Linked DNA regions of Mus musculus: all the other regions are linked to region 1. Evidence: chromatin loops called from intact Hi-C (ENCODE). Cell type or tissue: heart. All regions are shown on one strand.

Region 1 (8,000 bases):
CCCAAACTTAGGAGTGTCAAACATTTGGCTGTTTCTTTACGTTTAACAACCCTCAAGTGTATTCACAAAACTTTCAAAGACAACTTATTAGTTAGGTGGGGTAATGATAACATGCCTGTAATTCCAATACCCAGGCTGCTGAAGCAGGAGGATTGCAATTGAGTTCAAGGCTAACCTAGATTACATACAGCAAGATCTAGTTAGAACAAATGACAAATTAATTTGATCAACACACTGTACTACAGTAGTAAGGTCAGGTGCCCTAACGCCCTCAGATATAAGGTTCCTGCTGGCCAATTAGAGTATCTGGGGTTACAGGGTTCCTAAGCCCAAGCGTCCCTGACTTATAAATCCTTAACAAGTAGTTTCTTTAGATTCAAAAGGATTAGGGGCTGGAAATTTAGTTCAGTGATAGAGCACTTAACTTCACACCAGGAAGAAAAAACAAAAAAGCTTATCAGTGTATGTTTTGTCTAAAAACAGAGAAGTCATGGATAGAATGAAAAACAAGATGAATTTAAGGAACAGATAGAGTAAGGATAAAAACAAACAGAACCCCTTCATACTCAGCTTCCAAATCAACCAAGTTCAGTGTGAAATTTCCTGGACAGATAGAAGTCAATGTACTTTTGGTGGTGAGCCTAGCCTTCAAAAGTTTTCTTCAAAGACCATTTGGAATTCATTGTGAAATAAACACTCTAGAATCAAGCAGGATTAAGTCTAATTACCAAAAGTTCAGGGTTCTTGATACTGGATAGATTTCTATAGTTAAAGGAATGTTTTACAGAAACATGGTACATCAGTAACTTAAACTTCTAGACAATTTAAAAATTGTAAGTATTCTAACCATTTATTTTGCAACCTTTAATTCACTAGATGAGTCTAAACCAAGTAGAATTCTTATTCAACTGCCTTGTAAAACTTGGCCTATTTCTGTGCCTACAAGCATGCCTGCTGTCTGTGGAGCCAGAAGTCATCATCAGGGGCCCAGGGGACAGACGTTAAGAGTTTTGAGTTCCCCTGTGGGCACTGGGAACACAAATGGGGTCTTCTACAAGAATAATAAATCCTCTAAGGACTAAGCCATCTCTTCAGCTCCTTTCTGAACCCTACCAATACCCTCCCCTAACTGAGAAGAAAGCTCTCACAACTCTTCAATTAAGGGCAGCACAGAGAAGAAAGTGTGCTGTGAGGTGAAGACCTTCCCTGTATTTTAGGTTTCAGATTGTCGTCAGCTAGAAATAGAATGCAAAGTCACATGATGTCAATTTGTGGACAAGAATTTTTGAATCACAACTTACTCCAGTCAAAAAGCTGCCTTTAAATGTTGGTTGTCAGCAAGATGGAAAAAGCCTAGTTTCAAATGATTCAACTGTATGAATTGAAACCTGTGTAGATGATAATTAAGTGTCCAACATCCCCTAATTTCATTTATATCACCTTTCCTCTCATTCCTAAAGAAGCATTTTATAACAATGTAGCCAAAAATTCTTAAAAAGCCATGTGTTTTATAAAGTAAACTTTAACACTAAGGGCTGCCTTTGGTGGACTTAAGGTTTATTTCTTAGCTGCTTATATCATAAGCAACTTTTCCGCTTCCTAAGTAAAATTACCAAAAAATACAATTATCAAAATGGTACTTAAGGAAAACAGACAATATTCTTTTTTTTTTCTTTTTCTTTTTTTCTGAGACAGGGTTTCTCTGTGTAGCCCTGGCTGTCCTGGAACTCACTTTGTAGACTAGGCTGGCCTCCAACTCAGAAATCCGCTTGCCTCTGCCTCCCAAGTGCTGGGATTAAAGGCATGCGCTGCTGCTGCCGCCGCCACCACCACCACCACCACCACCACCACCGCCGCCCGGCGGACAATATTAGTATTATAATTTGCATGTCTGTACTACAAATGAAAAACTGGTCTTCTACCTGACAAGATTTAGTTGACCTACCACACTACAGACTATAGCGATGAGACCACACCCCAAAACCTCACCAAAAACCCTATCCCACACCTTTTATCAAATTTAGCTTGGTGGAACATGTCTTTGATACCAGCACTCAGGAGGCAGAGGCAAGCTGATCTGTGAGTCAGAGGCAAGCTGATCTGAGTCAGAGGCTAGCCTGATCTAAGTAGAGAAGGCCAAAAATTAAGACCATAACATAAATAAAACAACTCCATTTAGAACTCTCTTCTCACACTATCAATGAATGTTAGAAGTCTAACAGAGCCCATCCCATGAGCATTACTACCCTGAGAAAAAGAAAGCAAAACAAGTTTAGAGTCAGAGAAGACTGTGACATTGCCACCATTCAAGTCCCAGTACTATGATGTTTTCAGGGGTGGTGGTGCACCCCTTTGATTTCAGCACTCAAAGGCAGCAAGTCCCAGTACTATGATGTTTTCAGGGGTGGTGGTGCACCCCTTTGATTTCAGCACTCAAAGGCAGAGGCAAGAGATCCGAGTTCAAGGTGGCGCAACACCTTTAATCCCAGCACTAGAGAGGCAGAAGCAGGTGGATCCGAGTTCCAGGGCAGTCAGGACTACACAGAGAAACTATCAGAGAGACAGACAGACAGATGGGACCTAGACCCAATTACTTTTAAAATGAAGAGCTCAAATTTTATAACCAGTGGCTTACTTACATTCACACATGGTAGCATTCTTTTTAGAAAAACACACACACATATATTTTGGTGGTGTCGGATGAAGAGCCCAGGGCCTTGCACTTTGAAACTTTTCTGAACTGCTTAACAGTTAAGTGTGGTCTAACACCTGCATTCCCCACACTTGGGAAGCTCAAAAGGGGTTGTTGGGGTTGGAGGCCAGTCTGGGCTACAGAATATAACTTTTGAGTAAATATCACTAATTCTGGAATTACACCTCAGAGTGTTCACCTCAGAACATTTTTTTAAATACAAAACCAATTCCAGCACTAACTAAATCCTCAAAAATACCTTTTCTACAAGCAACCCCGTATAAATAAATAAAAGGCCAGTGGACAATTGCTATCAGCTTCAAAACGCTGCTAGATTAGCCAACAAGTTATATCTACTGCTGCTTTAACCAATAGGAAACCTTACACAGGCTTTCCTCTCCTGATGGAAAAACAAGTTAGGGAAAGGCCACAAGGCAAACACCCAACAGACTCAGGTAGCAACCCTTTTCTCTTTTCAACCCAATCCCACTGTTTAAAAAACTTTAATTAAGGAGGAGGTGGGGCCCCATTTTGAAAACCAGCCTGCTAGGTAAGACAGATCCCAGCATTCAGAAGGCCAGTTAAACTCCAAGGTCGGGTGCTGCAATCCTTGGCTATCAATGAAACTCTGTGTATGACAACGGGTAAGAATGGAGTTCAAGCCTGAAACAAGAAACTTAAAATACCAACCTTGACGCCCCCCCCTCCCCCCAATAAATATCTGCGGCCCGTGTGCCTCTTACCTTCTTTCGTCTGTGCGTTGGTGATCTGCAGATCGCTATCGGCAGCTTTCAGCTTTTCTCTCCCCATAATCTGCTTCTTTAAATCGCAGAGGGAGATATGGAGCCCATCAAAAGTGACGGTGTCGTAGTTGAGTTTAGAGGAAAATTTATAGTGCACACAGGACATTGTGGCAAAAGATTCCTAAGGTTCAGCGAGGAGACGTGGACACTCTCAATATATGTATATTTATAAACTTAAGAGCAAAATATGTACACACACAAAACACTCAAAAGACAACGAAGGACCCTAAGGCCTCAGATTAAATACCCCCCCAACCACAAGCGGGGGTCCGTGAGAACAATAATCCGGAACCCCCCGTACTCAGAATCGCTTCATGAGGGAGGAGCAAGACAGGAAAGGGGGCAATCGAGGATCCGCCAACCGGCACAATGTCACCCGGCTGGGTCCCACTCGCTCATGCTAAGGGCCGGCAGGAGACGGGGGCAGGCGGTGCAGTCAGTAGCGGTCAGTCCACACGTTAGAGTCCGAATGACCCCGCGGGGTCAGGGGTCCATAGCGGCCGCACCTCCCGGCTAGTCTCTCTCCGTGGATGGGGGTGACCCAGGCCCCGGGAGAAGGTTGCGGGGAGAGGGCCTAGGCCCGGAGTCCACGAGCGGCCTCTCGCCTCCTCCCGGCTTCCGGACGACCGGCGTCGGCGTCCCCAGGCCCAGGCCCCCACCGCACACACACCCTGGCGCCTGCTCCCCGGAGGCCACGAGCGGCCCGCGGCCTAGGCCGAGATCGCGCGGTCGGCGGAGGAGAGGCCTTCCAGCGGCCGCCCGGTTCGGCTCCGCCTCCCCCCCGCCGCCGCCTGACACAAAGCCGGTGCGGGGCCCAGCTAGGCCGCGAGGCCCTTCCTCACCACCCCGGGCCCCGGAAGGCGGCTTCGTTGGCCCCGGGGACACCACCGAGGCTGCCCGACTCTTCCTCTTGCTGCTCCTCGCGCTGCTCCCGCTCCTGTCGCCTCTGAGCCCACGACCGCGTCGGGAAGCCCGGAAACGGTCGGGCGGCGGCGAGGGCGTCGCTGGATTCCCTCTTTATTATTATTATTTTTTTTTTGTTCTGCCCCCCCAACCCCGGGCGCTCTCCGGCCCGCACCCTGCGCCGACGACACCTCCGCGCCAGGCACTATGGCGGACGCGGCCTGGCTTCGGGCGAGCGCCCCCACTCCGGGGTCTCTTAAGCAGGGACTGCACGGGCGGCGCACGCGAGGCGGGGCTTGGGCGTGCGCCGATAGGCGGGCCGGGGGCGGGGCCGTCTGCGTCACAAAGCGCACCGGCCCGCCCACGTGACCCGGCGCTTTGTGACTTGCGGCGTGGAACCTGAGGCTACGCGGAGAACAGGAGAAACTACGTGGGTCCGCAGAGAGGGGGAGGCGGACCGTCCCACCGGGCGGGTCTGGAAGGGGCGCTTAAGCGGCGGAGGCCCCAAAGTGCGGAGGGGGTGAACCGCGAATTCCACCCACGCACGAGTCTCATCACTGTGATGGCTGCTCACCAACTCCTCTCCTAACAGACTGTATACCCTGAGCTCTTCCAAAGCTGCTGGTGAGAATGGACCATCATCACCACCAGCAGCATCTTAAGAGCTGTGTCCGACTCTTACCTTGTACTAGGCACCGCGTTGACCGCTGATGTTTGCAAATTCTGGAGCCCAGTCTCCTAGGTCGGAAGTAACTCCGTTCTCCCAAAGACGCTGTCAGAGAATAAAGAATTAAATCCATGAGTATATTTCAATATTTAAGACCATGCCTGGCATATCTGTGCCTCAATACAGGGGGCCTAATAAATGTCAAATAAACAACAGCAAAAAAATATCTCCAATTTATAAGATAGAAACCTAAAGCCAACAGCCGTGCATTTTTCGAGTTTTCAAAGAAGGGAATGCTTGCTGGGTTGCAGGGTCCTCATTCCATTTTAAATTACAAAGTCCCTTAGGAGGGTTGGCATTCTTTTTCTCTTGTGGCATACGGGACATATTGCATTTATAAATTCATAAATAATAAAAATTAAAACTGTACAATTACTATCATTTACAGTGTCCAATGTCCAGCCTCTGAATTTTACAGGCTAGGCTCAAGGAAGTTCAGCAACTGAGAACAAAATCATACATCCAAGAGGTGGCAGAGTTTTCAGAAACTTCCTGAATGCTAACGCCCCAGATTCTGACTTGGTTTAAGTCAATCATCTTGTCAGAAACGCCTTCCTAAGGCCATCTTATTAAGATAGTCATCGATTTTGGCCTTTATTTTCTTCTTAACTGCAAGGAATATACCTGTTTGTTCTTCTGTTGTTTTTTTTTTTATTATTAATTTTCTTGTTTGGTTTTGGTTTTTGGTTTTTCCAGACAGGGTTTCTCTGTATAGCCTCAGCTGTCCTGGAGCTCACTCTGTAGACCAGGCTGGCCTCGAACTCAGATATCTGCCTGACTCTGCGTCCCAAGTGCTGGGATTAAAGGTATGTGCCACTACTGCCCGGCTTATTAATTATTTTTTTGCTTGTTTGTTCTGAGGTTTCACTATGTAGCCCAGACTGGTCTTGAACTCACAATCTTCTTACCTCAATTTCCAGAGTGCCAGAGCCGGGCAGTGGTAGTGCATGCCTTTAATCCCAGCACTTGGGACGCAGAGGCAGGCGGATTTCTGAGTTCAAGGCCAGCCTGATCTACAAAGTGAGTTCCAGGGCAGCCAAGGCTATACAGAGAAACCCTGTCTTTAAAAAAAAACCAAAACAAAAACAAAAAAACAGAGTGCCAGTGTTACTGGGTTTTTGTTGGTTGGATGATCTTTCCCATTCTCTCAGCTAAGAGCATGAAATTTACCCCGATTTTTGTGACATTCCTAAGTCTTGAAAGAGTATTTGGACACTGTAGGTACATTTTGATGTTATCTATAGAAATACCATGGCAATGTTAGCTAACCATCAGAGATAACCCCAGAGACAGAAACACAGCTTAAATAAGTCACTTATAGATTAATTTTTATGTGATTAGTTTCTCCCTCTTTTCTTCGGTAATTCAAAATTTCTTTCTCTATGGTCTAGGGTGACTTTCTTAAAAACCCGGGTGACTGTCAGGCATGTTGGTACCCAAGCATTTGAGAGGCACAGGCAGACTGATCTTGGTAAATTCCAGAGCATCCTGGAATAGGCCAACCAGAGCTACAGAGTGAGACCCTGTCTCAAAAAACAAAAAACAAAAAAACAAAAACAAGAACAAAAAAACCTGAATGAAAGAGGACAGAGTTGCAGAAGAAGGAACTAGGGAACTAGTTCGTCTTTGGTAAGAGAGAGGGGTCTTTGGTGAGTGTGGTAAGAATTACAATTCCTGGGGCTGGTGAGATGGCTCAGTGGGTTAGAGCACCCGACTGCTCTTCCGAAGGTGCAGAGTTCAAATCCCAGCAACCACATGGTGGCTCACAACCATCCGTAACAAGATCTGACCCCCTCTTCTGGAGTGTCTGAAGACAGCTACAATGTACTTACATATAATAAATAAATAAACAAATAAATAAATAAAAAAATCTTTAAAGAAAAAAAAATTAAAAAAAAAAAAAAGAATTACAACTCCTCACCATAGTTAATTCCTTTACCAAATCCAACACCTGATCCCTGGGCCACACCCTGAGGTATCAGAATCTAATCAGAGGAGGAATTTGTGTCTCGGAATCATGCAGTAGGATATGCCGAAGCTCTTCTTATTCTTCCTCAGAGACTTTGTTTTCTGGAGGTTCAGACACACTGAGGAGTAAGCATTCGGGTACCACAGAAATGCCCTCTTTTCATAGACGTTTGTTTGTTTGTTTACCATTTTGCTTTAGTGTGGTAATTTGCTACAATTGAGGAACTAGTATCACTCTATTGTTATTAGCTGAAGTCCATAATTTACAACACAGTTCACTCTGCTTTAAACAGGCTATGTTTTTTGTTTTGTATAAAGAATTTTGTTTTGTATATAGGGCCTCCTTCATGAGGAGTTGGCATTCTTACACTGAGTTACATCGGCAGCTCTGATGCTCGCCTCCCTACCAACCTCAAACTCCTGCAGTTACTTACCTTTTTTTGTTTGGTTGGTTTTTTGAGACAAGGTTTCTCTGTATACCCCTGGCTGTCCTGGAACTCACTTTGTAGACCAGGCTGGCCTCGAACTCAGAAATCCGCCTGCCTCTGCCTCCCAAGTGCTGGGATTAAAGGCGTGGGCGCAACCACGCCTGGCAGTTACTCATGTTTTTATTGGTCTCATAGTTTGGCCTTTTCCAAAACGTGACATAATGAGAATCACACAGTATCCAACCTTTTCAGTGGAATATATTGTCCAAAAAAGTGGGGAAAGGGGGATGGGCTGGGAACATGGGTCAATGGTAGAGTACTACTTGCTTCAGTGCTGCCTTTGAGTCTATTCCCAGCAACACAAAAACACTTTGTTACAAGTTTTTCAGTCTTTGTTTTTGAGACAGAGTCTCGTGCAGCCCAGGTTATTCTTCAGCTTGTTTTTGTGGAGCTACTGATGGATGACCTTGAACTTTTTG
Region 2 (8,000 bases), 400 kb before region 1:
AGTGCCACCCATAGTGCATGGGTATTCCTCCTTCAAATAATATTATCAGGAGAATGATCTATAGGCATCCTCAGGAGCCCATCTCCCAAGAAACTCTAGATTCTGCCAAGCTGGCATTTAACGCTAACCATCACAGGGAAATAACACATCTTTCCCTGAAGTAGTCCTCTGCAAAGCAACTCACAGGCTTAGCATCTTCATGTGGCACTCATTCTACACCCCCTGCGGGTGTCCATAGGTAACAAATATGTCAACAACAGGTTGTATGGGATGTCATCCCATAATGATCTGCCTCTCTGAATGACCCTTCAGTCACAATTAGCTTTATCTTGGAAGGGTCAGGCTACTCAGGGTACCTGAACAACTCGGACTGCCTTGAATAAGACCCTCCAACAAAAAGCTCTAGACTTTCTCCAAAATAAAATCGACAGGTACTCCTGTTGCTATCATCAGAGATCCCTTCAGTGACTTAGTGGTAACCATTCATGTTTTCTGGAGCTTCCAGGTGACCCAACATGATTATAAGTTGTCTATGGGATTCTAATGCAACGAATCACTTCTTTGGCCATGCACCCCTGCCATTAGAGTGGTATGCAGTCCCAAGTTTTATTTGGAATGCCAACTCTAACTGTATGAAAGTTCATCAAGTTTTAAACTTTGGGTCTGATTAATCTTTGTGCATGATGCTTTCATTTGCACATTTAAAAAAATATTAATAAAATTATAAACAAGGCACAAAAGTCAGCAAAACTGGCCAAAATCTGGGCAGCCACACGAGCATACATTTGGTGAGGTTTTTTTTTTTTCTTCTAAAGAACATTTAATTGGGGCTGGCTTGCAAGTGCAGAGATTCAGTCCAGTATCATCAAGGCAAGAACATGGCAGCATCTATGCATGTATGGTAAGAAAGGTCTGAGAGAACTACCTCTTCATCTTATGGCTGCTAATGGAAGACTAAATTTCAGGCAGCTAGGGGGATGGTCTTATAGCCCACACACGGAGTGACACACCTACTCCAAAAGGGCCACACTTTCTAATAGTGCCACTCACTGGACTGAGCATATACAAACCATAACATTCCATTCCCTGGCCCCCATAGGCTTGTTCAAACATATGAATCTATGGGGGCCATACCTAAACATAGCATAATGCAAAATACATTTTGTCCAACTTTCAAAGTCCCCATAGTCTATAGTAGTTTCAACAACATTAAAAGTCCAAAGTTCTAAGTCTCTTCTGAGATTCAACCAATAAATTAACAGTAATTCCCAAAGCAAGATAGGGAACCAGCTGGGCAAACTCCATACTCTGCATCTCCGTGGCTGATGTCAAAGCAGTGTTCAGATCTCTAACTCCTTTTTCACCTGTGTTGCCTGCTTTCTCCTGGGCTGGTTCCACTCCTTGTTTGCAGCAAGGAGTGTTGTTGCTTTCCTCAACAGATATCCCCCTGCTCCGGCATCTTTAATATCTTGGGGGCTCCAAGTCAACTTCATAGTTCTTGTTCCAATGTCTGGGATCCATACATGATCTTCTGGGCTCCTCCAAAGGGCTGCCATCACTTTTCCAGCTCTGCCCTAAACACAGTTTGACCCACTCTACTGCTGCTGCTGTTCTTGGTGATCATCCCATGGTACTGGCTTCTACAATATTGGGGTCTTCCACTACAACTAGTCTTCACCAATAACCTCTCATAGGCTCTCTTCATGGTGCCAAGCCTCAACTCCTTTGCATGACCCCTTCAATCCAGGGCCATAAGCTGCAACTGAAGCTGCACTTTCACCAATGGCCTTCCATAGCCTCTCACAGTGCCGAGCCTCAGCTGTTCTTCATAACCCCTTCATGCTTTCGAAACCAGTGCCACCTGAGTGATTCTTACACATTACCAAGTCCAGCTGCAGCATAAGGTACAACCTTGGTTGGCTATCTCTGGAATACAGCTCCTTTGTGCTCTCAGAAAACACTACCCAGAAGATTTCACCTCAGTGATGTTGGTCTCTTCTTTGTCACCACTAATTTCTTAGCTTCAGCTAACCAGCATCAATTGTTCCAGTAGTCTCCTCCTCTGGACAATCAAGTAAGAGACTCAGGACTGAAGCTGCTGAGTTCTCCTGCTTGCAGGAGCTGGAACATGGCCTCCTCATTCTACTACAATCACTGCACTTGGTGGTTCTTAAATGGCAAGTTTGTTGCTCACAGTTTTAGAGCCTGGGAAGTTCCTGCTCCTGTTTGGTGTCTGATGAGCTAAGTTCTTGCTGCTCAGGCTGTGCTCAATCAGAGACACATTCTCTTCATTTGCAAGTGGAGTGTCCTACTTGAACAATCAAATGATTGTTCTTTTCTTCCTTTTACGTTAGTTTCTATATCCAGATACTGGACATTTTCTACTTGAAAAACATCAGAATGTGTTTGAGTCTTGTCTTTTTTTTTATGTAGCTGAATTTTGATCTGTTCTACTTTGTTTTGTGAATTTTTTTTTTTTGAGAAAGGGTCTCATATAGTTCAGGCTGCTTTCTAATTCTGTATATAGCCAAGAGTAACTCTGAATTCACAACCCTTCTCTTTCTACCTTCCAATTGTTGGATCTGTATTACTATAGCCAATTTGTACAGTGCTGAGGATTGAGCCCAGAGCCCCAGGGATACTTGGCAAGCACTCTACCAACTGAGCTGCTTCTTGAATTTTCCCTGAAAAGAATTGGGAATAGGGAAGGTAGTTGTTTGCCTGTGTTGGTTTTTTAAATTAACCCCTGCCCGTCTCTTAAAAACTGAAGCAGGGACATCTTACACTGCTTTTTAGGTTCAGGAGTTTTCACTGATGTTGCTCTTTCTCCTTAAGCAGGTCTTTCTAACATGTGGCTGAGACTCAGTGGTTTGACACGTTAGACACACTATGTTGACACATAGTTCTGTGACAACATGTAGCATTTTAGGGTTAGCCACAGGCTTACCCTGCTCTGTTGTTCCCCAAGGTGTTCCATCTTTTCCAGGAAGTTCATCTGTGGATTCGAGGAATCTTTTCTCATCCTATGCTATAAGTGTTCTTGTTTTCTTTGGTGTATGCATTGAATTCCTTTGGAAACTCTGAACTTCCCTTAGGCTTTTCAGATTTCCCTTCTTCTTCCACGGAATCACTTTGGTCTACTGCACAAGCCTGTACTTTCAAAGGTCTACATCTAAGACTTTGTTTCTTTTGAATGGAAACAGAGACACATTCTTCCTATGTCAAACTCTATGTTACTTTCTATAGGGAATAATTTACTTAAATCTTTAACTGCATCTTCAAGTTCTTCAATTTTGGGGCTTGACTCTTCTTTTTGTTTGTAGGTAGGCCAGTTTTAAAAAATTAAGTGTGTGTGTGTGTGTGTGTGTATGTATGTGGTGGGTGTGGATGTGTGTGATGAGAGTAGGTTAGAGAATAACTTGCTGCAGTCAGGTCTCTGCTTCTACCATGCGAGTCCCAGGGATGGAAGTCAGTTTGTGAAGTTTGGCAGCTAGAACCCATCTTGCGCTCTAGACTGGTGTTTAGCATGGTCTGAGGTTTAGAGATTGGTGACTTTAATTCCTGAGCCACTTGGCTGAAACATGATTTCTAACTCTTCTGTCTTTGGTTCAGTGTCACTGAGGTTTTCTGGATGCCAGTGGTTGACAATTGAACTTGATGGTTGACAGTTCCCTGGCTTCTGTCCTGTTTAAGTTCTTTATGGTGGTAGACGCCACTTTCCACCTACTAGCTCTTCCTTCTACCCGGCAAGTCTGAGCAACACTCCATAAGGATCAGCTCCACACTCACGTCTTAAAACTTTGACTTGTCCATGTTGTGACCGAATTGACATTAAAATCCACGCCATCCACTTGGTAAGCTAGCGCATGACTGGTACAGGAACTGAATGAAGTCTGTACAGTGTTCCCTGATAGGATGACAACATCTGTTCTGCATTGTTCTTTTACTGCTTTCTGTAGCCCAGGCTGACCTGGAATTTGTGATCCTTCTGTGTCAGCCTCCTGAGTAGCTGGGTTTTCAGGCCTATGTCGCCACTGTCTAGTTTCATGGTAGCATCTGAATGTAGTGACTCAATGGCTGACTCAGGTTTGGCAAATGGTCTTGAAGTCCTGTCTGTCTTGCTTTAATAAATCTTGTTGGACGGGGTGCCACAAGCCTGTAATTCTAGCATTTGGCCGGTGGAGGCAGGAGGATCAGTAATTTAAGGCCATTCTCAGCTATGAGACTCCTCAAAAACAAAACAAAACAAAACAAAACAAAAACCCAAACCAAAACAAAGCCTTATTTCAACACTTCCTGTTGTAATTAATGTTGGTGACTTGCAGTTTGCTGCCTGACTTGAGGGTCCACACTTGTGTTGTAATCGCTACAGATTTTTAATTTTCTTGTTCTTTGAGCTCAAGATGCATCCTGCATTAGTTATTTTGCTCTCTGTTTTAAGAAAATGCAGGACAAGAAGCAATGTGAGGGAGGAAGGATTTAAACCAGCTTCCAGTTCTAGGAAGGGATGTTTACCATGATGGGGAAGGCACTGCAATAGACAGTTTTTTGAGGCAGCTCGCAGGAAGACCACACTGCCTCCACGTTCAGAAAGCAGAAGGAGACGAAAGCTCCTAACTCAGCTAGTTTTCTGCGGTCTGGGGCCACAGATGATGGAATGCTGTGGCCCACATTTAGAGTGGATCTTCCCACGTCAATTAACCTGATGTAGAAACTTCTTCACAGACACACACAGAGATTTGTTTCCAAGGTGATTCTAGATTCTGTCACGTTGACACTTTAAACCATCGCACAGCCTGTAAAGGATGCCTTAGCCCACGGGGCACAGGGAATGTTGTGTGGAGCCAAGGCTGCCAAGTCAGGAGGACATGGCTGCGGGTCATAAAACTAACTTGGCTCAGTTGGACGAAAGGGCTCAGCAATGCGAAATGATCCCACCAAGTTCCCCAGCCTGTTACTGTAGGGCTGGGAATCAGAACCTCGCGGTCATTTATGGCAGCGGGGACTCAGAGGCCCATCAGTGCAGGGGCCTAGGGAAGGCCAGTCTCCTTTGGCTGGGGAGTCTGGGGGTCCTCATCTGATTGACCCTACTCTTTTGGCCTTTCCCATGGACCAGTTCAAGTACTGAGGGCGCGGAGCTGGTTCACCCTATAGATCTGCTTCAGCTCACTCCTGCTAGGTTAGGATAAACCCTGGTCTGACCCGCCGCTATAGGTTAGGTCCACTCGCTCAGCTTAACCTCAGCTCGTTTCAGTTCGCCTTCACTTGACCGGGCATCACTCGTCTAGGACTACTATTCCGCTCGGCTTGGCCGGACTCTTCTCCCCCCAAACCCCTTCCCGGGCTGGCCTGACTCCGGGTCCGACTGGACAAGACCCCATCCCTGTGTTCCGCCTTGCCGGACCGGACCAGGATCTGCGAGGCTCACTTGCGTTCTAGTTGTCACCACTAGAGTAGGTAGCTAAGTTTGGCTCTGCTCGGCCCATCCTGCCCAGCTCTAATTCAGAACCGCTGTGTCCAGGTGCCGGGCTGGGGTAGTCTCCGCTCTTCTTAGCAGAGCCACTCTCGTCCGTCTCCGATTGGCTCAACTCCATTCCTCTCCGCTCACCGATTGGTTCGGCTCCACTCAAGTTCGCCCAGCTCTGCTCCGTCCAGCTACGCCTGACTTCTCCGGTTTCGGCCGGACCAAGCTCGGCTCCACCTATCTAGTTTCGACCCTGTTCGGCTCGGCTCTACCCACCTCGGCGCGGCCTCATTGGTCCCCGCCCTGAACCACTTAACTCCGCCCATGTTGGGTCCGTCCGCACCTGTTCCACCTCTCTGGTTTCGGCCTCTTTCGGCTAGGCTCGGCCCAACTCGTGGTAGGGGCGGGCGGCGACGCTGGAAGTGACGCGGCGAGGGGCGGGGCCGAATTGTAGCCTCCGTCACCGCCTCCGGGGCCGGGAAGCGATGTAGGTAGGACCCGCCAGACGGTCCCCAGTTCTCCTCCGCCCGCCTGCCGCGCCGCCACCGCCGCCGCCGCCATGAAGAAGCAATTCAACCGCATGAAGCAGCTGGCCAATCAGACTGTCGGCAGGCGAGTGCGCGGGTCGCGCCGGCGGGGGGCGCGCGGGGGGCGGGCCGGTCCTGCGCGCGAGGAGCCGGGGAGCGGGGAGAGCCGGGCGCGGCCCGGCCTTGGGCCCCGCGGGGCGGGGGTCTGCGCCTAGCTACGGCTTGGGCGCTGCCCATTGTCCTGGCCGGAGGAGCATCGTCCTCGGGAGACTCACGAGGGTCTTTACTCCTCCCTGTCCCCGCCAGCCGGAGCTCGCCGCCTGGTGCGAAAACTCCGTAAACTTGTGTGCCTCTCGCAGTGCCAGGCGCGCAGCTTTGGGGCCGGTGTTCTCAGGCTCTCCCCGCTGATCCGCTGTTGCAGCCTTCCTCCTAGAAGAGCTTGCTGGTCACTGGGAACCTAAGGGGTGTTAGGCTACTGTGGCTTGCCCAGTTAAGTTCAGCCCCCCTCCCCTCTGTGAAGGAATCGAGAACTGCAGTCTCAAAATCCAGGCTTTTGGGAGTTTGCTGTGAGTTCTTGAGGTCTAGAGGTTTGGAAAGCGAAAAGGATGCCTTTTCTCATCTCACCTTGGATGTGGTATTTTCTGACACTGAGTGAGTGCTTGACAAGAAACTGATTTTTTTTTTTTTTAATGAAAGAATACAGGAGGGACAGTAGATGAGTAGGCTGTAGAACAGGAACGATTTGCGGTTTTTAGAGCTTTCAGGAGGCTGTTGTCATGTGCTGTGCTATCTGGAACAAATATTTCAAGGTCTTGCAGGGCGGATAGCTTTGCCGAACCAATTTGCTGGTTATTCTGCACGAAGATAGATGGGTTTTTCACAGCTCTTGCTGTTACCCTCCTCCCTTAGCAGTTAAGGACAGTTTGGTTTGGTTGAAGCACGTGAGACACTTCTTTTTTTATGTGTACGAAAATACTTTTACTTCCTCTTGGGTTTTCTAAATTTGCTTTTTACAATGTTTCATTTCCCCCAACCTTTTGCTAAGTTTTGTTATTGAATTTCTAAAAAGAAAAATAGAAGGGAAGAAAAATCCCTCCATCATGTAATCTTGGTATCCTCTATCCAGACTCAGTCCCTGCCCCTTAAACCCACACATGCCTAGTTTTTTGTTGCGTGTAGAGTTAGAGAAAGACTAGGGTCAAGGCGAGTAATCCTAATGGCATGAACAAGAAATATGATGAGAAGTGATAATTTTCTTGTGAGTCTTGTACTCCTTGCAGATATGCATGGCAGAATCAAAACTTAGTGGCTGCCACAATGCCTTTGTTAGATTTGTTATTGATTAGGTTTCGTCCTGTGTGGGACAAGGGAAAGTTGCTGGTTTTATGCAAAGTCTTGAGAGCTTTCTGCCTTGAAAGCTGGTTAGGGTTTTGTGGGCCCCTGCTTCTCCTTAGTCTCTCTTCCTAGTTTTACATTCTGGCCAGACTTGCCCACTTTCAGTTCCCACAGGAGGCCTATGTTTCTTATATGTTAACCTCTTCCTGGAATTCCCATAAGCCTCTCTTACCACACCTGGCCGATAGATAACCTTTCATGCTCTTCACTTCTCTCAGTCTCCATGTCCTTAGAAGATCCTTGATGTCTTGGATGGGCACCGTCTTGAGGCCATGCGCTACCTGCTTTCTATCTTCAAACGTCCTCTTTACCTGCTCGTGTTGGCTATTTGAGCACCGGGAGAGTCTTTCCTATGAGTCTTGGATTCCCAGGGTCTGTGTGTGACTCCCATCCCAGGACAGATGACCTGTCAAAATTGTCAATTCTGGGACTCCAGCTTGTCCTGCATTGCCTGGTGCTGCGGAATTAAGTTTGGGAAAATATGAACAGGATGGAGTGGTAGTGATTCATACTGGGACAGTAATTCTGGCCCTGACCTTTGACTCTGTTTGAAAGTCTTTATTGCTGGATGCCAGGGGAAGCTGCAGCTATTACAGAGCTGTAAGGGTGTGGTA
Region 3 (8,000 bases), 160 kb before region 1:
CAGTGAAAACAACTGAAATGCCTACTAAATGATTCGGAGATAAATAAAGTAGCACAGTGCTGAAGTATGGCTTAGTAGTGCAGCACACACTTGGCATTTATTTGAAGCACTGGGTTCAATTCCTGGCAATACAAACAAAAATAAATCACATATTTATGCAAATGCAAGATGGCAAATCTGTGCAGTGGGATGGGATCTTTCACCCATTAAAAGGAATGAAGTGCTTACAATGAATCAATACAAGTAAAGCTTGAAAATACAGTAAGATAGACACAAACACTAAAGAATTCTATTGCATGATTCCATAGTTATGTGGCGCACGCCTTTAATCCCAGCACTTGGGAGGCAGAGGCAGGCGAATTTCTGAGTTCGAGGCCAGCCTGGTCTACAAAATGAGTTCCAGGACAGCCAGGGTTATACAGAGAAAACCTGCCTCAGAAAAAAAAAAAAAAAAAAAAAGAAATGCTCAAAACAGAAAATCAATCAGTGAAGGGCAGGAGCTGGAAGGCAGGCTAAATGACCAGTGACTGCTAAATAGTTGGTGTTTGGAATATGAGCATAAACTCACTCTGAAATCAGAGGTGATGAATGTACAGGTCACACACTTCACATGCATGGAGATTTGATCTTAATAAAGATATTACTAAAAAGCTGAGTCTGTGCCCATAGTCTCAACACTCAGGCAGGGACAGTGAGTGAGTTCAAGACCAGTCAGTAGGGACTCGGTGATGGGGGGAGGCCCTTCAGAGGAATTTGAGAATAGATGAAAAGCAGGACAGTACTGAACAGTTTAAGCTCTGGTTTCATAGTCACTGAGGAACAAGTTTCCAGTAGTTGCCTTACAACTGTGGCCTGAAATACTAACCTACAGGAATACCAAGAATATTCACATGTCCCTTTCCATTTTTATACTTTTTGTGACAAGGTCTCATCAAGCAGGTGACCTTGAACCTGTATGTAGCTAAAGATAACCTTGAATTTGGGTCCCCATTGCTTCTACCTCAGAAGAGCTGAGGTGCACCCCACTGGAGAAGGGACCCAAAAGAGCCAAATGAGCAAGCAACCTGCCACATTCCCACTAAGTCTCATGTACACACCTCACACCTGCTTGAGGATTCAGCGAGAATGCATTTCTCTTGCACCCTTCTGTTACAGCAGTTAACAACAGGCATGCTACAATGCTCTTAAGATCAGTGTATATTTAGGCAGCAGGCAGCACCAGCTTTCCTTCTGCTAGCCCACAAATGTGTTTCTTGGGGAACAGAGACACAGGAGAAAGAAGGGGCTAAAGTCAACAAAACACATCAGTATAAAAAACACCCAGCATCACTGCAGCACACTACCCAGTAAATGCTATCAGACTTACAATTCATTAGCAAGAGCAGCAAAACAAGTGGGCTGGCTCAGGCTTGTTTGTTATTATACAAAATCCAATCAACTGCTGTTGGCAGAAAATATTTTTTAAGGTTCAAAGTATAAACGTTTTTCAACTAGGTTTCAATTGGTTTTGAACATTCCTTTAAAATGGGAAGCTGAGTCATTGTGATCTAACACTACTGCCTTACTGCCGAAAATGCAAATGTTTCTCCCTGGTTACAAGAAAGGAAATGCTAGGATTTCTGCTGCCTAGCCAACTCAAAACAGGATGCAAAAGATGCTTCAAGTAAGATGTCTTAAATAGGACTGTTAACTATATTTATGTTTGTGGCCATCCTTTTAAAACTAAAAGAAAGCCTGCCTCAGGTCCATTTTACTCTCTTCAATCTCAGTTTAACTCTTCTGACAGCCACTCTAACACACACCAAATCTTTGAAAGTCTGATAAATACCTTATCCCGTTAGGTTCTGGGTTGATTTTATGCTTTGTTTTGTTTAAACACATATTCAATTTTTCAAAGTACTTCTTTTCACCTGTGGTTCCTTATAACTCAGCATAATTGCCTTATCTAGAGCCACAAGACCAAACTAGCTTAAACAGCAGGCATGGTGTCGCAGTTCATAATCTCTGAGCTGGGAACTGTAAGGCAGGAGAATCCCAAATTTCAGGTCAAGCTAATATAGTAAGAATGTCTCAAAAGCAAAACAAACACAAAGCCAGAATACACATTACAAACATAACCAATGTTTCATTTTCTTACCAAGTTTATTTGAGCATCACTAATCAAGGTTGAAAACAACTTTTATGTCCATCAATAAGAAAGCTATCTTCAAAATAACACTTTAAAAGGTAGCAATCACCACCTTCAAATTTAAAGTGGATTTGCAATTTTTGTAAATTTAATAATACTCTGAGTTTCAGTTTAAACTACGTAGCATTTCCTAACATGCAGGAACACTAAGTAGGCCAGCGTCAAGTGCAAGAGCTGAATAAGCCTCAGAAAGAGTAAGAAGTCTGGATCGGATCACCCTGAGGGGACGGACGCTACACACTCCATGTGTGGTCGCCGACCGTCATGCACAAGAGGCTCTGTACTGCATGAACATACTTCTGTATTTGGGGTCTGGGGTATAAATGATAAAACAAACATAGTAACATACTCCTAAGAAGCGGTGCTACACTCGTTTTGGTGCTTTGTTTAAGATTAGAAATGACTTTTTGTTAAGACTAACTTTATTTTTAATTATGTTTGTATGTGCATGTGTGAGTGCAAGCACCCATGGAGTCTAAAAGAGGATATCAGATCCCCCAGAACTGGAGTTACAGCTGCTTGGGAACCAGCCAATGTGGGTGCTGAACTTGAATGGAACTTGGGTCCTCTGCAAGTGCAACAAGAGCTCTTAACTGCCTACTCATCTCTTCAGCCCACAAGTGAAAAATAGAAGATGGATTTTCCTTGGAGTGAGATTAGTTCAGACTGAATGGCATATATGTAACATACCCTGTTTTAGTATTTCCAATCATGGGCAAAATTCCTGGGGTTGTCATAAAATAAAACTACAAAAGACTTTGTCTTTCAAGTTATACTTTCAGATATATTTGATATGCCAAAATTCAAAACTATTTTTATGATGTTTAGATTCAAATTTCCAGAGTATTCTCAGTTTCAAGTTCACAGCCTGCATTTTTTAATAGCAACTAATTTGCTACATAATCTCTAAATTAAGCTAGGAAGAAGCCTATCCTGCAAGCTACATCAGAGGAAGCAACAGAAAAGTCTAACAAAATTAGGATGATGGCAAGAAGAGACAACCCTATCTAGAGACGTATACCCTGGCCACTCCTATTATCCTGGGTTTCCTGCGACACTGCCTCTGCTCCAGACACTCATGGTTCAAACAAAAGTTTCCCACATTAGATGCTATTTGGTTTACAGCATCTTTAATATTTGTTGTACAATGGCCATTTAACAGTTGACTTGGGAGCTGGGATCAGTATCACAAATTATGTTAACTTCTACTTATACAACATACCTAAATTATAGGAATCATTAGAATGTGCATGAAAAAACTGACATCATTGTTGTTTTTGGAAAGAAAGCAGAAACATGTTATATCTTATCTAATGGGTAGTAAAAAACACTTGAATTGGAGAAGGCTTGTTGGAATCCCAGCTCTCTCATTTGAAGACTGTCTCTCAATCAGAATTTTCTCACTTGAAAAAAATGATACCAGCTGATATCTACCTTAAGGTCCAGCTCTGAATATTCAGTAATTTTGTAGCTTAGCCTCTAAAAATACTTTCAAAAATTACAACAGTTGGGGACTGGAGGGATGGCTCCTCAGTTAAGAGCACTGGCTGCAGTTCAAATTCCAGCAGCCACACGGCAGTTTAAACAACCTGTAACACCACTTCCAGAGGATCTGACACCCTCTTCTGGCTTCCAATGAGTACCAATTGTACACTGGGACCAATGTGTGCACTGATATTCCTGCAGGCAAAACACTCATACAGACAAACTTATTTTTTTAGAAGTTGTTTTGCATCAACTAAATTGTACTAGTTAATGGAAGGTTTCTGTTTCCCCTCTAAACTGGCAATTTTTACCAATATTGTTTCTCCTCATACAAACTTCTATTTTACTCTGAGACTGGGTCGATCTCTCCTTTATCCTAAATGGAGAATCTTAGCTATGTGAACTCCTCTCACAACTAACCTACTTTGAAATGCCAGGATCCGCTCATACTTACTTTTCTCTACCAACACTTTCATGCAAATCCTTATCAGCTTTCACCTAGAGAACTACTGCCAACAATTATACCTGGTCACAATCTCCAGCCTTAAAGAGTTTCCTATCACAGTGCTATCCTACCAGGAGGTGGGCAGTGGCTCCTTAGACTATGTATATAAGTTTTCAGCCTTAGAGTAAAAGACCTCCACACACCATGTCTTAAGACTGTCTGGTTAACTGCTTGCTATCTCTGCACACAAAATCCCTGTGTGCTTACTAGGTTTGAGTCTTTTCTTCCTTAGTCCACTCCAGTGGCAGTCACCCTCATCTAAGCATTACAGCTCCCTCTCTTGAATGTTCATGGTACTGACAGAACGAGGCAATTCTAAAGGCCAACAATTAATTTAAAAAGCTAGCTAAATGCATCCCTCATGCCACTGTGTTTGACACCTGGCACTGCCTTGGTAAGGACTTGCTACTTACCACAGAAAAGAAGAATGCCAGCCCAACTCTGGCCCACACAGAACAGAGCTTCTAAGCTAGACACACACACACTAGTGTTCGCTGGGCTTCCATGATACAAAAAGATTCCTGATGAATTATTTACATATTTAGAACTTTTCATATTCAAACCCTGAACCAAGATCTCCAACAATGCTATCCACATCCCTACCTTCCATTCCCGATGGACCTTTCTCAGAAACTGAAAACATGCTGATCATTACAAATACTGAGTAGAGGGTACTCCTGGTAACAGTGGACATCCTGCACTATAAAAGACAGTCTTCAAATAATTAATTAGCTGGTCCAAAATGTGTCCATGGTGAGAAACTCCAAGATAAGCATACTGCATGCAGTTGTAGGTTCTATTTCCTAAAAGAAATTTTGCAGTTTTTCAAAGTGCAGCACCTTACCTTCAGTAAAGAGTTTAAACACAGCATGAAAACTGATGGCTCCTGAAATTACTAACGGTCAGACTTTAAACTCAGCACATACCTCAAGCCTCTTATATGTAAAGCACAAGAACTAAGAACACCTAGTTCACCCAGACACTCAAGAATAAGGAGGTATACAAAGTCTTTAGATGGGTATACCAGGCAGATGATACTGGTTCCCAGAAAATACTCAGTTTACTAGGGTGAATACTACCAACCATGACTTCCTGAGCAGGGTAGTAATGGATAAAGAGTGATACTTTCAAACTCGGGAAAAATAAAGCAGGTGCCCATCTAATCTAATCTAATCTAATCTAATCACCTTCCTCCTACTCAAAGCACCTTAACTTTAAACAAAAAGAACTGGTCCCACCTCACTGGACGTTCTGCCTTAAACTGTTTATATATTTCTTTTTCATACCTAATGATCTTATGAATGAATCTCCTCAAGCAGGAGAATGAAATGACATCTCCTCTCGACCCTTCCATCAACTACCTTGTACCACCGTTATTTAAGTATATATGAGAGCTCTCCCACCTAATTGTACATGCCCTCTGTGGACACTGACCTAAGGGGGTCTAACAGACCTTAGTAACTAAGATGGCCCAAGCCTCTCGTTTCATAGATTAGACAGAGGCTAAGTGACCTGCCAAGAGTCAAGGTCATTTTAAGTGGCAGAGCTGGAATTCAAACGAGGCCAAGAGAAGAGATTCCAAGTTCTGTCCAATCATAATGAAGTGGAAAATCATGCTTGTGTTACAATGTTTACCTAAATTCTAGGTACCCTCACAGAAAAATTGAAAGGAGAAAAAGATCCAAAACCTATACTATTACTAAAAATTACATCTCAATAATTCAATCTATTTCGTTCGGTTCTGTATCTTATTCTTTCTTTCCTGCTTTTCACAATATAACTTGTTTAAACATCCAGCTGACATTTAGCCACTGGTATCAGCTCTTAAGGTCCCTTTAAATGATTCCATAATTATTTAGAGTTCCAGAAAAACCCCTTAATGGGTAAGCCAATACTGTTTCTTTGCCAAGAGAACAGATTCTGTAACAGTCACCCCAACAGATTAACATTTATAAAATCAAAAAGCCAGAAATTTGGAACAATTAATTCTACATGGTGAAAAATACTTGTGCAATTACAAGTGTGCTAATAACCCCAACATAAGCCTAGAACTTCCAGTAAACAAACGTAAGCCATATTAAGACCTAAAACAAATGGAAGTTGTTTTTACTGTATTAATCTGTAAGTTTCTGAGTGTCTAAATATGATGCAAAAACAAATAGGTAAAGGAAAAGTCTGTTTAAACGTGGATCTGAAAACGGGTCAAGTATAGTACAATTCTCTGATAATTTAGAAATTACAGCTCAATAGAACTAAACGTTTTCCAGAAATGCATTACTTCGGGGTAGGAGACAAAAAAACAAACAAACAAACAAAACCTAACCAAACAAACAAACAAAAAAAAACCCCACTTCTCTTTTGAGGTAGTATTTGATGCTTACCAGTTACCAGTGCAAAAGCACTCAGACCCAGCAGAAGTGATAATCACTTACTGGTAACAATTTTTAATTACTTTCCCAACTGATAAAAAGAGCACACACTGAACACAGACTAAAATGTAGTTTCAAAGGAAAACAAAACGCAGTTTATGCTTCATGAAGTTCAAGGACAAAACTGTTTCCAATGCAACAGAATCCGCCTGACTACAATGTGCAGAGACAGAGAGGAAAAAATGTGAACACATAGTATCTTTTTATAAAGGCAACAATTTAGCTACAAAGTAATAACGGGGAAGCCAAAACAGTTTGACAGCCCGCCATAAGGGCCGCCTCAATCATGAGTCACACAATGCCTGCAACCATTTACAATAGTAATTAATGCACAAGTCCCCTAATTAAATTCTAAAAGGGTGAGAATGCTTTAACTAAGTTTACAAGAACTGCCTTTTGCTTTTCTTTTTAAGAACGAACACACTCGTAATTACGCGTCTCCCTGCAATGCCCCCCCCATGCAATATTCCCTGAGGCCGTTTCTCCCGAATGTCTGTTCCGTGAGTGCGAAAGCAAATGACACGGGGTTGGGGGGTGGGGGTGGAGGTTGGGGGGGGGGGGTCCGTAAACCCAGGAAGAGCGAAGCAGAGTGGAAACACACGATTATAAAGGGGCGGGAGACCGAAGGCTCGCCCATCTTACCTGCTAAGATTTCTCTCTACGTCTTTGGTAGCTTTAGCTTCCAATTCTCTGAAATAGCAAACAAAAACAAACACAAAAAAAAAAAAAAAACGGGGGGAGGGGATGCGCGTGAAAACGGAGCTGCTGCGGCAGAGCGCCCGCGCGGTGGGGGAGGGGCGGGGCTGCGGGCTGCAGCGCTGCGGGCCGCCGAGCCCAGGGCGACCGAGCCCAGAGCCGTAGCCCGCGCCGGACCAAGCTTCCCGGACCGCCCGGGACTCCCGCCCACGCCCGCGTCCCCCCGGGGACTGCCCCGCGCCGCCGCCCATCAGCCCGAGGGGGTCCTGCGGCAGCGCCGGAGGCTGGCTCCTGGCCCCCCGAGCGAGCCTCCCCTCCGGTCCGCTCACCTCATGTGTGTAAAGTGCACTAGCGCGTGAGGCGCGGGGAACGAGGCTCGCGAGCCTCAAGCCCTCCGCAGCGCCGCGGGGACAGGCCCGAGCCGCTGCACCAGCGCCATTTTCTACACCGTCCCGCTGCCGCCGCCGCCGCCGCCGCCACCGCTGCCGCCGCAGGCCCCAGACCGGAAGTGAATGCCCCACTCGCAACCCCTTCCGGGGGCGCCGTGGCCCGGGAGCCCCAAGATGGAGGTCCTAGCAACTAGGCCTGCCGGACGAGGCAGCCACTTGACAACTGTCTGACGCGTCCAGGACTTCGCCGGAGCTGTCGGGGAACTCCGAGGTTCCCCACGAGCGGCTCTGGGGCCTGGCAAGAGCGG

What was found. Peaks named below come from ENCODE experiments on the same cell type or tissue, not always from the same donor. Only the 100,000 strongest peaks of a DNase experiment are listed, where the experiment ranks them.
Region 2: a loop joins it to region 1, with 2.5 times the contacts of the local background. A loop is called at or near these places in 2 of 42 quality-filtered maps.
Region 3: it touches region 1 in a loop (2.5-fold over the local background); 4 of 42 quality-filtered maps call a loop at or near these places.

The regions. Positions count from the first base shown.
Region 1 is chr7:122,966,563-122,974,562 of GRCm38, reverse strand. It overlaps Rbbp6 (retinoblastoma binding protein 6, ubiquitin ligase), which reads right to left and starts at 3,999. Exons shown (of 18, transcript NM_011247.2): 1 at 3,436-3,999. The coding sequence starts at 3,601. It overlaps 4930413G21Rik (RIKEN cDNA 4930413G21 gene), which reads left to right and starts at 4,104. Exons shown (of 1, transcript NR_045614.1): 1 at 4,104-5,505. In heart, a CTCF peak has its summit at 4,641; DNase peaks (open chromatin) are centred at 4,152 and 4,702; H3K4me3 peaks cover 4,809 bases; H3K27ac peaks cover 2,490 bases.
Region 2 is chr7:123,367,830-123,375,829 of GRCm38, reverse strand. Arhgap17 (Rho GTPase activating protein 17) reads left to right here and starts at 5,915. Exons shown (of 20, transcript NM_144529.2): 1 at 5,915-6,076. The coding sequence starts at 6,024. In heart, CTCF peaks have their summits at 4,182 and 5,446; a DNase peak (open chromatin) is centred at 5,839; H3K4me3 peaks cover 2,653 bases; H3K27ac peaks cover 2,236 bases.
Region 3 is chr7:123,123,965-123,131,964 of GRCm38, reverse strand. It overlaps Tnrc6a (trinucleotide repeat containing 6a), which reads right to left. Exons shown (of 24, transcript NM_144925.3): 1 at 7,633-8,000; 2 at 7,250-7,297. The coding sequence starts at 7,637. Among named protein-coding and RNA genes, the nearest start is that of Tnrc6a, 4.1 kb to the right of the region's middle. In heart, CTCF peaks have their summits at 3,778 (motif pointing left) and 4,455; a DNase peak (open chromatin) is centred at 7,834; H3K4me3 peaks cover 2,213 bases; H3K27ac peaks cover 1,307 bases.